Linked DNA regions of Homo sapiens: region 1 is linked to region 2. Evidence: read pairs that join two places in POLR2A ChIA-PET (ENCODE). Cell type or tissue: OCI-LY7. All regions are shown on one strand.

Region 1 (8,000 bases), 480 kb after region 2:
GACAGACCAGGAATCACATTTACAGTACACTGTGAGAAGAGTGATGACAGAGACATGTACAGGTTGCACTGGAAACCCAGACATGGGTCACCCACAGTTCTTAAGATTGTCTAAAATACATGCAGAGTCATCACACATAGCCAAGAAAGCACATACAGCTGAATGTACAATTTGCTAAAAAGCTCAGTGATTAAGTACTAAAAGCTCAATGATTAAGTCAAGTGGCAAGACACGGGCCAATAAATGATCTAATAACAAGTTAAACTTTACAAGGTTATATTTAAGTTCTTTATTTTGAGAGGCCTAAAGACAGACTTACATATATTTATAGTGTAACTTTATAATGCTCATATTGGGGATAGGAACAAACACAACTTTCCAACTTGTAAAATCAATTTATTAAATGAAATTTTTTTTGACCCCCAGTATATCCACATCCATATAATAATAAGACATTGTATAATGGGTTTTGACCATATTTCTACAATCTTAATAAGCAAAAGTCATTGAAAACACAACTCTTACTTTATGATTTGGTTTTTGTTGACAGGAGTGGATTTCCACATGACACAACAATTACTGTTTAATTTAGCTTTAAAGATGAGCTATAAAATAAAAGAATCCAGGGAATATATTTTTAAACTGATGATGTGTTGGCTTCAAGAACATCTGCATAATCCACTTAGAAGGAAATGGTAAATGATGTGAGTGTAAAGAAGCACTTCATAAAACATTTCCATCAATGCTTTTTTTTTTTGAGACAGAGTCTCGCTCTGTTGCCAGCTGGGGTGCAGTGGCGAAATCTCAGCTCACTGCAACCTCCTCCGCCTCCCGGGTTCAAGCGATTCTCCTGCCTCAACCTCCTGAGTAGCTGGGATTACAGGCACACACCACCACGCCCAGCTAATTTTTGTATTTTTAGTAGAGACGGGGTTTCACCATGTTGGCCAGGCTGGTCTCGATCTCTTGACCTCGTGATCCAACTGCCTTGGCCTCCCAAAGTGCTGAGATTACAGGCGTGAGCCACCGTGCACAGCCCATCAATGCTTATTTTTAATCTAAAAATATATAGTGTATAAAAGCAAAAATTTAACACTTGAGCTTTTCTTTGGAAAACTCTGGTTTTCTCAGTCTCCCTGCCTATGCCCAACAGAGGAGAGAGATTTGCTCGTTTTACATTTGTTTCTATAACATAAAGAATTCTTAAATAGTTTGCTTAAGTGAAATATTGTATACCTACACTGAGCACCTTCTCACAAAGGAATTAAAAATCAGATTTTCCCCCCCAAGGTCATTTTGCAAGGACTACAGTATATCAGTGCATAGCACTTATCTACACACCCTCAGACAATTCCTTCTTCCCTCCATCTCTCCCTTTCTTCCCTCCTTCCTTCCTTGCTTCCTCTTTTTTTTCAACAGTATTAAGCAGTAACAATTGAATGCTTATCATGGTGCTATCTACACAGATTCCAAAAGCAATCTATTCCATTAAAGGGTTTCATAACACAGTGCAGTATTAGATTATAAATATACATAATTACGTTTAGAAGAGTTGAACACTTCTGGTTCAGTGTTGTTTAATAATTATATCAATAGTATGAATGATTAAATAGAAGTCTGGTTTCCTAGGAAGCAAAACTGTTCTTCTGCCCTTGAGGATAAGTTCTGAATCCCAAAAGATCATAGTAAATTGGAAATGTGGTTAGATGAAAATAGATTAAAATCAATGAGAAAAACTGCCTGCTAATTTAGAAGTAGGAAAACTATACTATTCGAATGAAATTATTCAGAATAGCTTTTTATGTGAAACAATGACAGAAAAGTATCACTTGCAGTGAATACAAAATGATTATTATAGTCATGTAGAATAGTCACTAGTCACTTTTTCAGGGTGAGCATAATAGTTTGTAGGAGTCCAGAGGTAGTTCTTGCTTGATATTCACTCACAATATTACCAAAGCACACTAATCAGTTGGGATACACTAATTCAAAGAAACACTGACAAGCTTATAGAAGACTCACAGATATGTCTATATTTGTGATATAAATATTAATTTTTTAATAGAGGCATTAAGTAGCCCCTGAGTATATTCACAGCATGACTCCACAGCGCCATTCTCTATCCCCGTTGAGGATGGACAAGGAGGTAAAGGAAACAGACAAGGAATAAAAGCTGCCTCTGTGGTTTGAGATCAGATCAATTCCTCATCTTTCTGAAATGTTTGCATGGTCCTTCCTAGAAATGGAAAGGAGCAAAAATCAAAACACTGACTTTAAAGCTATTTAATAAGCAAGCAGCTTGTCAGGAACTGTGAAAGCATAGCTATATTTCTTCCAACTTTTGATTAGAGAAATCTGTAGATATGGATTACTTACATATAACAGAGGCTTATAATGTACCCGAGGGAGAGTTTTATGTTTTATTTATTCTTTTGTTTTATAATCTTCCTTCCATCACATTGGGTTTTAAACACTTTTCAAGGATTCTGGGTAGCTGCTAGTGAGAGATGTATGGTTTTTAAATATTCTTGAGTCCTCTCATAAAGCACAGGCAGAGCAAGTATGATAGCAAAACCATAATCCCTTGGGCAATGTGCGCAGCAAACAGGTGACAAGATATCCCCTACAAACCCCTAGATACTGGGAGACGAAGCACCCACAGCTGCAAGACCAATGCAAGGTCATCCTCAATGAAGGAAGAAGTAAGGTCAACTGGGAATCGGCATCCCTGAGAATAAGAGAACCCAATGAACACTCCCTGGAGGCCCCGTGCCAGCTGAGAGAGTGGCTTAGGTTACTTTTGTTCCACCAAAGCTCCCTTCCAGGACAAAATCCCACAATGAGGAGAAATTGCTAGGGGAGAATCCAAATTGGGCAGGATGCGGCAAAAGGAACAGAAGAAAGAGAAGGTTCCGATACGTTCCATGAAAACAACAGAAAAGGGGACATTAGAGGCCTCAAATTAGAAAAGCTACCCTAACTACCATCCCACTGGAAATGATGGAAAGCTCATTTTCCTTAAAAATTAACATCCAAAAAAACATGAGAGTTGAACTTATACAAAGATATTACTTGAGACAGAGAGAGGCAAAACACCTAGGCAAACAATTAAAATGTGTCAAAAGGAATACTTACAAAAGATAAAAAGTGTAATATAATATTTAGCAGCCACTTAGATGAAACACAATAGAAGACAATAAAGAATAACAAATCAGAATTAAGAAAAACTAAAAAATGAGATAACTGAAGAAAATGAAAATTTGAAAAGGCGACAGAATTTATAAAAGATTTTAAAATAAAATAAAAATAATATCATAACGTAAGACTAAACTAGAAGGGATACAAGAACAAGTAAATACAACCAATAATACCTTTATGAATTAGATGACTCCACAAACTAGAAATAGAAGGGAACACCCTCAACCTGATGAAAGGCATTGATGAAGAACTCACAGCTAACCATACTTAATGATGAAAGACTGAAGTTTTTCCCCTAAAATAAGAAATAAGGCAAGGACATCTGCTCTTACCACTTCTATTTAACATTGTGCTGGAGGGTCCAGCCTGGAAATTAGGCAAGTGAGTAGACTAAAAGGTATTCTGATTGGACATGAAAAAATAAAACTATCTCTATTTGAAGATGACATAATCTTGTATACAGAAAATCTTAAGGAATCCATTAAAAAATGATAGAACTAATATATGAGCATAGCAAAGTTGTATGATACAAATAAGTATACAAAAATCAATTATATTTCTATAGAGTTGCAAAAAACAATCTAAAAATGAAATTAACCCAGCAATCTCATTTATAATACCATCAAAAGAATAAAATGCTCCCAATCAAAATCCAAATTACATTTTTTACAGAAATAGAAAAAAAATCCTAAATTTCATATGGAAACAAAAAGACCCTGAATAGCCAACATAATCTTGAAAAAGATGAACAAAGCTGGAGACATCACACTTTCTGATTTCAAAATAGATTGCAAAGCTACAGTAATTAAATCAGTATGGTACTAGTATAAAGACAAACATGTAGATCAATAGAACCAAATAGCCCAGAAAAAAACCATGTATATATAGTCAACTAGCCTTTGACGAAAGTACAAAGAATATATAACAAGGAAAAGATAATCTCTTCAACAAATGGTGCTGGGAAAACTGAATATCCACATGTAAAATAACAAAATTAGGCCGGGCGTGGTGGCTCACGCCTGTAATCCTAGCACTTTGGGAGGCCGAGACGGGCGGATCACGAGGTCAGGAGATCGAGACCATCTTGGCTAACACAGTGAAACCCCGTTTCTACTAAAAACACAAAAAATTAGCTGGGCGTGTTGGCGGGCGCCTGTAGTCCCAGCTACTTGGGAGGCTGAGGCAGGAGAATGGCATGAACCTGGGAGGCGGAGCTTGCAGTGAGCCGAGATCGCGCCACTGCACTCCAACCTGGGAGACACAGCGAGACTCCGTCTCAAAAACAAAAAAACAAAAAAAACAAAAAAACAAAAAAAACAAAATTAGATCCTTATCTTAAACCACACACAAAAATCAACTCAAAATGGATTAAAACTTAAATGTAAGACCAGGAATGATAAAACTACTAGAACAAAACATAGGAAAAGTTTCTTGACATTGGTCTTGGCAATGATTTCTTGGATATGACACCAAAAGGACAGACAGACAACAAAAAGCAAAAATAGATAAGCAGGACTACAGCGAAATCAAAAGCTTTGGCAGAGCAAAGGAAACAATCAACAGAATGAAAAGGCAATCTATAGAATAAAAGAAAATATTTACAAATCATATATCTGATAAGAGGTTAATACCCTAAATATATAAGGTACTACTGCAACTCATTGGTAAAAATAAAAAAAATCAAATAATCCAATTTACAAATGGGCAAAGGACGCTAACAGACATTTTTCCAAAGGCATACAAATGGCCAACATGTATGTGGAAAAATGCTCAATATCACTAATCATCAAGGAAATGCAACCCAAAACCATGATGAGATATCACCTCACACCTGTTAGGATGGCTATTATCCAAAAAACACAAGACAACAGTGTTGGTGAGGATGTGGAGAACTTTGAAACCCTGTACACTATTGGTGGGAATGCAAAATAGCCACCACGGAAAACAGTATGAAGGTTCCTCAATAATTTGAGAATAGAACTACCATATGATCCAGCAATCTCACTTCTGGGTATATATTCAAAAGAAATGAAGTTCGGATCTTAAGGAGATATCTGCACTACCATGTTTACTGCAACACTATTTACAATAGCCAGGATGTAGAAATAACCTAAATGTCCACTGATGGATAAAAGGATAAAGAAAGTGTGGTAGATGCATACAACGGAATATTATTCAGCATTAAAAAAGAAGGAAATGCTGAAATATGTGACAACATGGAAAAACCTGGAAGACACTATGCTAAGTGAAGTAAGTCACAGAAGGACAAATATTGCATGACTTCACTTATATAAGGCATCTAAAATAATCAAACTCACAGACGTAGAGAGTAGAACAGTGGTTGCCAGAGGCCGAGGGGAGGAAGAAATGGGGAGTTGCTAACCAATGGATATAGAGTTTCAGTTATGCAAGATGAACAACTTCTAGAGATCTGCTGTGCAACATAGTGTCTATAGTTAGTAATACTGTATTGTACACTTAGAAATCTATTAAGAGGATAGATCTGGTAAGTGTTCCTACCACAATAAAATGAAACTTTTTAAAGTTGCTATATCAGCAGATATTTTGTACTTGAGAATCTAAGTTGAACTCATTAGACACTACTCTCTGTATTTTGCAAAAATATTAACAAATACATATCTGCAAGAAAAAAATACACTTTTCCTAATTTTGCCCACTTGCAAATTCAAAAAAAAAAAAAAAAAGGTTAAACCAGTGTCAATAAGCTTTCTCAGAGCTTTAACTGAGATCTCTAAATACCGTGCCCCACTGAAAATAACCTGTTCTCCCTGGAGAAATGGCCAATTCCAAATCTGTAACAAAAAAGTATGACAAGCCTGGAACACCTTGTCATACCAGAATCAAAGTCATGTCAAAAGATACCAAAATACATCTTAAATAAGCTCCTGCTGACCAAAGATGGGACATTCTAAACATTACTAAAAATAATATCTGTAATACATCAAATATATGTATATTCGTAAGTATATGAGGTATAAAAAAACACTGATGGATAACTTCAGAGCATGTTCAGTAATCAGTTATTATTTTGAAAACTGATGAATAAACAGAAAGAGTCAAGCATTTAAAAGTCAAGCTCTTCCTATATGAATTATACATTAGTTAACCAAATAAGGGGATGTTTTCCTTTACAGAACTATTCCAGCTAAGAAATGATAAAGGAATTCTAGAGTCAGATGAAAATTATGCCAACATTAATAAAGTAATGGATCTAGGAAATAATTATTAATGGTGGCTAGCATAGTGGGAGGGTGGGGTGGATAGAAAGAGAGATTAAGACAGAAAGAGAGAGAGAGAGGGAGAACTGAAATTAAATAACATGGACATACCTATGAAGTAATCTTGCTTAAAAAATAAAACAAATCTGAATAAGCTCTAGATTTAACTATCAATCTATGAAAAATATAAGAAACATAGAAACACACACTAAACAACATTTCATGGATGAAATCAACAAAATCAAGACTGCAGGACACTCTACAGTACAAATGGCCCAATTTGTCAACAGAAAATTGCAAGGAAAAAAAAAGAAGAAAGAAAAGGAGGAGGGGGAACCAAGAAGTCAAAGGAGACTTGAGAGACCTATTAAGCAATCTCTATGTATAGACTGTATTTGGACCTTGAATCAAACAAATTGTTAAATACACACACACACACACACACACACACACACACACACACGGCAATTTGCAAAATGTGAACATTGAATATTTGATAAGAAATTTCTTATTTTTAGGCATGAGAATAATATTGTCATTATATAGTTTTGAGTCCCTATCTTTAGAGAAACATTCTAAAATATTTATAATTTATATAATGTCTAGATTTTGTTTCAAAATAATCAGCATGAGAGTGGAAATGGGGAGATGGCTGAAACATGATTAGCCATGTGTTGATCATTGTTAACACTGGGTGGCCAGCACATGGGCATTTCTCATACTATTGTCTCCACACTCAGATGTGTTTTAATTTTTGTATAATAAAAAAGCTCCCAAAAAATAAAATTACTAGAAAATAAAAAATACATTAAATGCGCAAAAAATTGCTTACAAGGATATACAAATGATGAGAAAGCATATAATAAAGTTAGACAAACAAATGAGGAAAAACAAGAATGACACAGAAAACAAGCAGGAACAAAGCTTAAAATGTATATCATAAGGACCTCCACATAGGCTACTGGTGGGTCACGTATTTGCCCAAAAGTTTTTAGTAGTTAATGTAAAAAGTGAAACTTTTGGCCAGGCATGGTCAGACATGTGCCTGTAATCCCAGCTACTTGGGAGGCTAAAGCGAGAGGATCTCTTGAGACCAGGAGGTCAACGCTGCAGTGAACTATGATTGTGCCACTGCACTCCAGCCTGGGCAACACAGTGAGACACTGTCTCCAGAAAAAAAAAAAAGTGAAATATTTGAGTTACAAAGTTTTTAATGTCAGATAAATATTAATCGCTCCGGAAAAGCTGCTTGCTCAGTAGTTTAAGCATGCTTAAAGTTAAGATTTTACCAGAATTTCTCTGGAAGAAGTCTCTTGAAGGGGACATAGTGTGCTTATTCATTCATACATTCATTCATTTATTCACTCGTTTTTTCAGCAAACATTTTTTGAGCACCTAGCACATACCAAGCTCTGTGTTAGAAGCTGGAGTCATGATGATGAACATGAAGACAAAAGGGACTCCTGCCTTCACAGTGCTCACAGTTCAGTGAAGAAAATGACAAAACAAGGAATTAAGATGAAGCTGTGATGGGCAGAACTCAGCAAGGAGACCTAATCCCAA
Region 2 (8,000 bases):
TGGATTCAGGCTGAGAAGGCACTATAGCTCTTAAAATCACTATGTAGGGCAAGTGAAGAAGAAAGAAAAGAAAGAAGAAGAAAGTAAGGAGGAGGAGGAAGGAGGAGGTGGGAGAAAGAAGGAAGGGGGAGAAGCGGGAAGGGGGAGGAGGAAGAAGAGGAGGAAGAGGAGCAGGAAGAGGAGCAGGAAGAAAGGGAGGAGGTGAGGAAGGGAGACGGGGAGGAAGGGGAGGAGAAGCATGACCACCATTTTGACCTAAACTCATATCTTATCCACAAATAAATTCAAAATGGATCACAGACTTAAATATAAAACATAATGCTATAAAATTTTCAGAAAAGAAAAACAGGAGAGAATCTTCAGAACATACAGCTAGGCAAAGAGATCTTAGAATTCAGACCAAAAGCACAATTCATAAAAGGAGAAACTGATAAATTGAACCACATCAAAATTAAAACCTTTTGCTCTGCAACTCTGTTAACTGGATGAAAAGACAAACTACAGTCCGGGAGAAAATATTTGCAAATCACATATCCAACAAAAGACTAGAATGTGTACAATTCAACAGTAAAAACCTAAACAATTCAATTAGAAAATGGGCAAAAGATAGGAAAGGAGATGCCACTAAAGAAGATACACTATGGCTAATAATAAGCACATGAAAATGTTAAACTTCACTAACCATTAAGGAAATACAAATTAAAACCATAATGAGATATCACTACATACTTATCAGAATAGCTAAGATAAAAATAAAAAATATTGACACCACCAAATGACAATGCAGACAAACTGGATTACTCAGACTTTGCTGATGGGAATGTCAAATGTTACAACCATTCCAGAAAAGAGTATTGCACTTTTTTATAAAACTAAAAATACACTTATCTTTTGACCCAGCAATTGCACTCTCAGACAATTATCTCAGGGAAATGAAAACTCATGCTCATACAAAAACTTGTACATAAATGATTGTAGCATCTAGCATCTTTGTTCATAAATAGCCCAAACTGGAAACAACCTAAATGCCCTTCAATGGGTAAATGACTAAAAAGCTGTGATTCATCCATACTATGGAATGCTACTGTGCAATAAAAAGGAACAAACTATCGATACATGCAACAGCTTTGAGGGATGTCAAGGGAGTAATGCTGAAGGGAAGAAAAAGCTAAATGCCAAAGGTTACATACTATATGATTCCATTCACCTAGTATTCTTGAAATGACAAATTATAGTGGTTGTCAGAGGAGGCAGGCAGATGGAAGGAGTGAGTAGGGATACAAAAAGGTAGCATGTGGGATCCTTTTAATGCAACTGTTCTGTATCTTGACTGATGGTGACCACAGAAATCTACATGTGATATAACTGCATGGAACTAAATACACACAAACACACATACAATGAATGCTCTGAATAAGGCTGGTGGATTGTATCAATATGAATTTCCTAGTTGTGATACTGTACTATGGATAAAGAATACAGGGTATCTATTACTCCTTACAACTAACTACATGTGAATCTAAAATTATCTCAAAATAAAAACTTTGGAGATCTTATTTATTCTAAATATCCTATCTTTCTGGTGCCTCATCCATTAGATGCCTGATGTCTTCCTTCCCTAATCTGGTTACTCTCTGTAGTCATAATAGCAGAAAATATTTTACTACAATTGGTAGTTTAACTTGTGCTTCCCCAAAACCTTATTCATGATTTACTATTCCTAACTGGAGCATGCCTTTTGGAGATGGCCTTATGTTTAATACTGACTCTTATGCTGCATGAAATGGACAAAATATTTTCTGAGTCTTAGTTGCATCACTGGTAAAATGGAGATAAATTAACCGATGTCATAGATTTATTTTGAAGGCAATTAAAATAATAAGTAAAACACTCAGTACATAGTAGGTCCTTAAATTGTTTCTGTCCTTTTCCCATTATCAACCTAAAATCTAGCTTAATTACTAGATAAAAACATCAACAACAAACTTTGGTTTTGGCTCCAAGGCTCATGTTTAGAAAATAATAAATGCATCTCTAATGAGCACAGCCTGGGGACTGGGGATGGAATGAGGCTAAATTCAGTTCTTAACATGTATTTCAATTTAGGAGAAACATAATGTTTTTAAGCCTATGTTCTCTGAGTCTGAAAACATTCTGGCTTATCAAAATGTTTTACAAATGTTTAGCATATAATTCATTTTATTATGTTTAGTGAGTGCCACATAGACATTTAAATCTGTAAATGGTAACCAATCATATACTACATTACTTCTATTCAGATATCAACAAATTTATTTATGTTGGACAAGTTCCAGCCTTAAAAATGACTCTGATTCAAAAATATAATTTCACCCATTTCACCTACCTACAAAAATATTTCTTAGTAATAGACTCCCCACAAGGTGATAAGCTTTAAATGTGTCAGAGATTTTCAGTTATAGTCCAACCTATTAAGCTACAGAACAGTAGGAACAAAGCACTTAGGATTTAAAATTCAAGGTAGGTTGCTAAACATGGGATTTGGAGCAATTTGCAGGTCAGAGCATGACAGCTGGATTCGCTGAGCAACACTGGCCTGAGAGAAGTGTCAAAGCTAGAAAGAGAAGAACCAAATGTTACACTCCTCTAATATGAATAAAATGGATGAAGCAAAGTATAGTTTACTTCTCCTGGTTACCTGCTCTATTTATGAACAAGCACAAAACACAAAATGCGAAGTAATACTTGAGGACAAAGTCCCCTCAAATATTTCTTTAAAGTACTGATAACAATTTTGTAAAATGAATGCTTACCGAGCAAAATAACTTTGTTTCCGTTCCTTCTTCTCTTCCTTGGTATCCATAATACACAATCAAAAGTGCAAAGTATTTGAAAAAGTCCCTCTTTTTAATCAGTGAGTCGTAACCCTGTAAGAAAAGATAACAAAGCAACTGTAAACTTAAAAGTTTACACTGGCCAATGTGAAAAATAAAATGGAGTAGAACTACATGGACTAAAACAAATGAAAAATAAACTTTAACCAGGAAACAGTCACATGAGTCAAATATGAAATGCAAATGTCCATGGGAGAAACTACAATCAGAATGGAGATGTTAAACTATAAAGCAAAACCTGATGGAAAACCAAACTGCAGTATTTTCCTCACAACTAACAACTATTTTAAAACATGCCAAAATAAAAACCTTCACTGACTTTGGAAGATTGTAGCCTAACTATGTAGATGCTAATTATTTAAAAAAAAATTGAACTCATAATCACTCTTCCCAAGCAATTAATAAGGCATATGTCTCAGATAATTATGTAAAATGGCTCACTTAGGTGTTTTACAAGAATGTTTTTTTAAAAAAATAAAAATAACTTCAGCACTCTATTTTATTTTCGGAAACATGCCAGCAAGTACATCCCACTTGAGCAAATGTGGAAATGAAAGTACAAAGACACAGGAAGCTGTTCCTCAGCATGGCTTTAAACCCTTGCGTCTCCCTCTTCTCCACCCCTGCGACCCTCACCCACGCTTGCCAGCAGTGGCTTAAGCCTATAATATAAAAAAAGGTTGTCTCCAGATCAAGCTTCCTCAAATACCACTTTTATCATGCCACTCCCCTGCTCAAAAATTTCCAATTGTCTACTTATTCAGTGATTCACCAGTCTAAATTTCTGCAGAGCACTAACATTCCTAAAATTTGTCCTTTCACCCTGAAGCAATAGTTTGTTCACCTATCAAATTTAAATCAAAAAAAGCAGGCTGTGCGGTGGCTCACACCTGTAATCCCAGCACTTTGGGAGGCCGAGGCAGGCAGAACACTTGAGATTGGTAGTTTGAGACCGGCCTGGCCAACAGGGTGAAACCACATCTCTACCAAAAATACCAAAAATTAGACAGGCATGGTGGTGCACGCCTGCAGTCCCAGCTACTCCGGAGGTTGAGGCGCGAGAATCGCTTGAACTCAGGAGGCAGAGGTTGCAGTGAGCCAAGATGGCACCACCGCACTCCAGCCTGGGTAACAAAGGGAGACTCTGTCTCAAAAAAAAATTAGTAAATATAAATAAATAAAGCAAAGTGTATTCACAATCAAAATTATTTACTAATTCATTTCAATTCAATAAACAAATTAATCCACAATACATACTACATGAAAGGGAGTGTGATAAGTCCCAGAGGTCAAAGATAAAGACATGATATTTGCTCTAACAGTATATATTGTCTTTCAGGAGAGACACTTAGGATTTCAAGACAATGTGATATGTACTGCTGAAAAATAGACCTCAGGAATACTTAATTAGCTAAATTTAGCCATTTTCTAATGTATATTTTCAAAATATCATTAAAAAAACATATATATAATTTCTATTTGCCAATTAAAAACAAATAACACTTAACACTATGCAAGGCCCACCCCAGGTATCCTGAGCACACACTAAGGTTGTAGGTTAAGAATGGATTTCCGGCCAGGCGCAGGGGCTCACACCTGTAATCCCAGCACTTTGGGAGGCCGAGGTGGGTGGATCACCTGAGGTCAGGAGTTCGGGACCAGCCTGGCCAACATAGTGAAACCCCATCTCTCTAAAAATACAAAAATTAGCCGGGCGTGGTGGCAGGTGCCTGTAATCCCAGCACTTGGGAGGCTGAGGCAGGAGAATCATTTGAACCTGGGAGGCGGAGGTTGCAGTGAGCCGAGACCACTCCATTGCACTCCAGCCTGGGCAACAAGAGCAAAACTCCGTCTAAAAAAAAAAAAAAAAAAAATTGCATTTCCCAGGTAAAGGGTACGAGCAAGCAGGTTTCAATTGAACAAAAGCAAGAAGACAAAATTGTTCCCTTCTGTTCCAGGGTAAAGTGAGCTGAGGATGAAGACATGGGCAGGATCTGGGTCACGGAAAGCCTTGTATGCTGCTCTAAGGAGCTTGGACTTAATCCTAGCTGGCTATGTGCAGCCCACCCCCTTCACTGCACCTTGTCAGAGGCCATCAATTGCTCATGCTGAACCCAGCGGCAGCATTTGCAGAGCCATTACCAAATCCATCAGAGCTGGTCCATGAGATAAAACTAATTTTCTCATCCCCAAGGTACATGGAAGGGCGCCACCAGAGGGTTCTCCATGAGGGAGTGTAGCATAATCAGACGGCAGAGGTAGAGGATTGACGTGAGAGGATTTAAGGACAGGGTGAAGTAGATTCATTAAAAAGAAATTACAGTCAAACTAATTGAGGGAGGAGCACCCAAAACTAGGCAGCAGTAGTTGACATAGAAAGAGGAGGGATGGACTCAAGAAATACTTAGGAGACTGATGAGTTGACATTTGATGAGTCATGCAGTGTAGATAACAAGGAAAGTAAGGAATGAAGGATGTCCTCCAAGTTTCTGCTTCAGGAACTGCGTGGGTTACGGCACCGAAGATCTAGTACAATATACATGAAAAGGGCAGGCTGCATGTAGGACAGGGGAGCAGAAGGAGGTAAGAAATCGGTTGTGGACATTGTGCCTTTGAGACGGCTATGGGATAGTGGAGTTGGAGACATTCACCAGACGTTTGATTACACTGAAAGCACAGAAGGGCAGTGAAGGCTAGAGGAAAGGAATTAGAAATTATCAGCATATGCTTGTGGTTAGGAAGAAAAGGAGAAAAAACAATATGATGATGAGATCACCTTGGAAGCCTGACAACTATTCATTCAGCCCTGTACAGAAACATGGGAGTACACAGTCTCAGCTCTTACTAGTTTATCTTCACATCCCTGACTTGGGCTTCACCCTCAAAGAGTTTTCCATCCAGTCAGGAAAATATGACTGTGCAGATAACTAAACTGTAGGGTAGTAACTTGGGGCTGTCCAATGAATAATACTAAGTAAGAATCCAAAAGATGTGAAGTTCAATTCTGCTTGAGGTGATAAACCTTTCAGAGTGGTTAGGATTTCAATGGGTAAAGTGGTTAGGATTTCAATTCCAGAAAGTAGGAATGCCAGAGCAAAGGGATAGAAGTGAAAGGGGCTAGGCACACTCAGGCAAGGAAAGCATGGCTACCAGGTACGGAAAGGGAACTAATCTTGATGCCTGCCTACCAACAGCCATTTACTTCAACATATTATCCCTATGTTATCTTTTTATCTTTCAACCACACTATGATTTAGATGTCCTTATTTCCATTAAACTGATGCTGAGAGGTACTAATTAATTTCCTTAATTCAACAGCACTAGCTGTGGTGCGGCAGCAATTTAAATCCAGTCTGGTATACACTCCAGTGTCTTTCAATAACCTTTGGAGCCAGAAAGCATTTGGAGATGAGCTAGAAAAAGTAGTCCGGAGTCAACAACATCCAATGCTGCAGCACAGAATTCGCAAGTTAAGGCACATGTACCTAGCCACTGGGACAGGGAGGTCATTGAGGACCTCCAACGGGACTGCATTAGTGACGTATTGGGAGTGGAAGCCATGCTACCATGAGTTGGGGTAGTTAGTACTCATTCAAGAATTCGAGTGCAAGGAGAAAGAAGAAAAAGGAAAGATGGCGGCTGAGTGTCTAACTCTCATGAGCTCAGTTTCACACTGTGGTTTGAACCCCCTGGGCGTCTCCCCAACTCTGCACCTTTATCCTCACTCTTTCCTCAGGCACGAGGCAACCTTGCTAGGCTCCTCCTTCTGACAAGGCCCAATTCTACTTCAAAGCCTTCCCTGACCACTTGTGTGCGCTCCTCTCCCCTAAAGAGCTTATTTCATATATCACCTATAACTTACTGCAAGGCACTTAATCATATACTGTGTGACAACAGCATTTCAATTAGTCTCCTCGCCCCAACCATAAATTCCTTCAAGTCAAATAACACCAAGTTTCACTTTTACTATACTTCCCTAAATAACTGGCACATAAGTAGGCAGAAAATCCATATAAAAGCTAAGCAAGGAGGTAAATTAATCCAGGACTGGGGATAACGTCAATTATATGGCAGACCAATACAAATCCAAAAATTCCTCCCAAATTAAGAATTACTTAGGGATGGAGGATGGAGTCTCATGCCAGCCTCCCTCAGACTCCAGGAAAGATCAGAATCCTAGGCTCTCTGCCCTGCCCTGGGTCAGGTGGTTTATTTTAAAGTTCATCTCCTACATGTTACAAAAGCAATGATTTCTATTAAATTTCCAGTCATGAATAAAAATTAAGTTACAGCAATCTAATTGGAAAATTTTTATACTGCAAGATGAGCCAGAAACTAATATTTGGTTCAAGTAGAAAAATATTAATGAAAATATGCACAAGAGAAAAAGATTAAATGATCCAATAGTTGACATCTGGTGCTGCTGTGTCTGATTACAACCAGTAAGGCTTTTTTTATTTTTCAATATCCTATTAGGTAAATGAAAAATATGCTAATCTTTGGTTTAAGTTTCTGGAAATTTTTGTATTCCCTAAACATGATAGATGCAGTTCTTACAGGTTTAGACACACCAACAGATTAACCAGAAGGAGCTCAGTAGAGAATGCTATAAAAATGATTTGCACAGAACACCACACTGCAGCCTTCATGCTTCAGTGAAGAACCAGAGCTCCTTAAATCAGTCTCTAATGGGAACTACATTTTCCATTATAAGTGGTCATAATGGGCTTCTTAAAAGCCCTTCATTCATTTAATGTTGACTTTCCTTCATTCAATACACTCTAGACTCATCTAAATGCTGACTTCTAAGAGTCTCCTGCATTTATGGTGTATTGCAGACCAAAAAGAATTTCACGAGAAAGCACAAGATGAATCTTCCATCTAAATATTTTTTTTTGCAATCTTAAATCAGGATAGTCAATTAAACTTAAATCCAGTTCATTATTCAAATAAAAATAGCACATAAAAATCCTTACCTCAAAAGAGCTGTGATGAAGACAAAGTATTTTTTGAATCATCAGAAAAGTGTTCCTTGTTTGTACACATGGCACCATTTAAAAGAACAGAACCAGCAGAGACCCCTTAACTACACCAAACTGACCCACACAGCTGTGGGTCACACAGCTG

The links. Peaks named below come from ENCODE experiments on the same cell type or tissue, not always from the same donor. Only the 100,000 strongest peaks of a DNase experiment are listed, where the experiment ranks them.
Region 1: POLR2A ChIA-PET joins it to region 2 with 19 read pairs; 3 of 35 experiments call an interaction of 5 or more read pairs at or near these places.

The regions. Positions count from the first base shown.
Region 1 is chr6:125,330,610-125,338,609 of GRCh38, reverse strand. No RefSeq gene overlaps it. Among named protein-coding and RNA genes, the nearest start is that of HDDC2, 33 kb to the right of the region's middle. In OCI-LY7, no CTCF peak of the experiment used is centred here; no DNase peak of the experiment used is centred here.
Region 2 is chr6:125,810,197-125,818,196 of GRCh38, reverse strand. It overlaps NCOA7 (nuclear receptor coactivator 7), which reads right to left. Exons shown (of 16, transcript NM_181782.5): 2 at 2,793-2,906. The coding sequence starts at 2,842. All of the region lies in intron 1 of NCOA7-AS1 (NCOA7 antisense RNA 1), which reads left to right. Among named protein-coding and RNA genes, the nearest start is that of NCOA7-AS1, 4.7 kb to the left of the region's middle. RefSeq lists an enhancer at 1-114. In OCI-LY7, no CTCF peak of the experiment used is centred here; DNase peaks (open chromatin) are centred at 3,466 and 7,506; H3K4me3 peaks cover 2,805 bases; H3K27ac peaks cover 2,658 bases.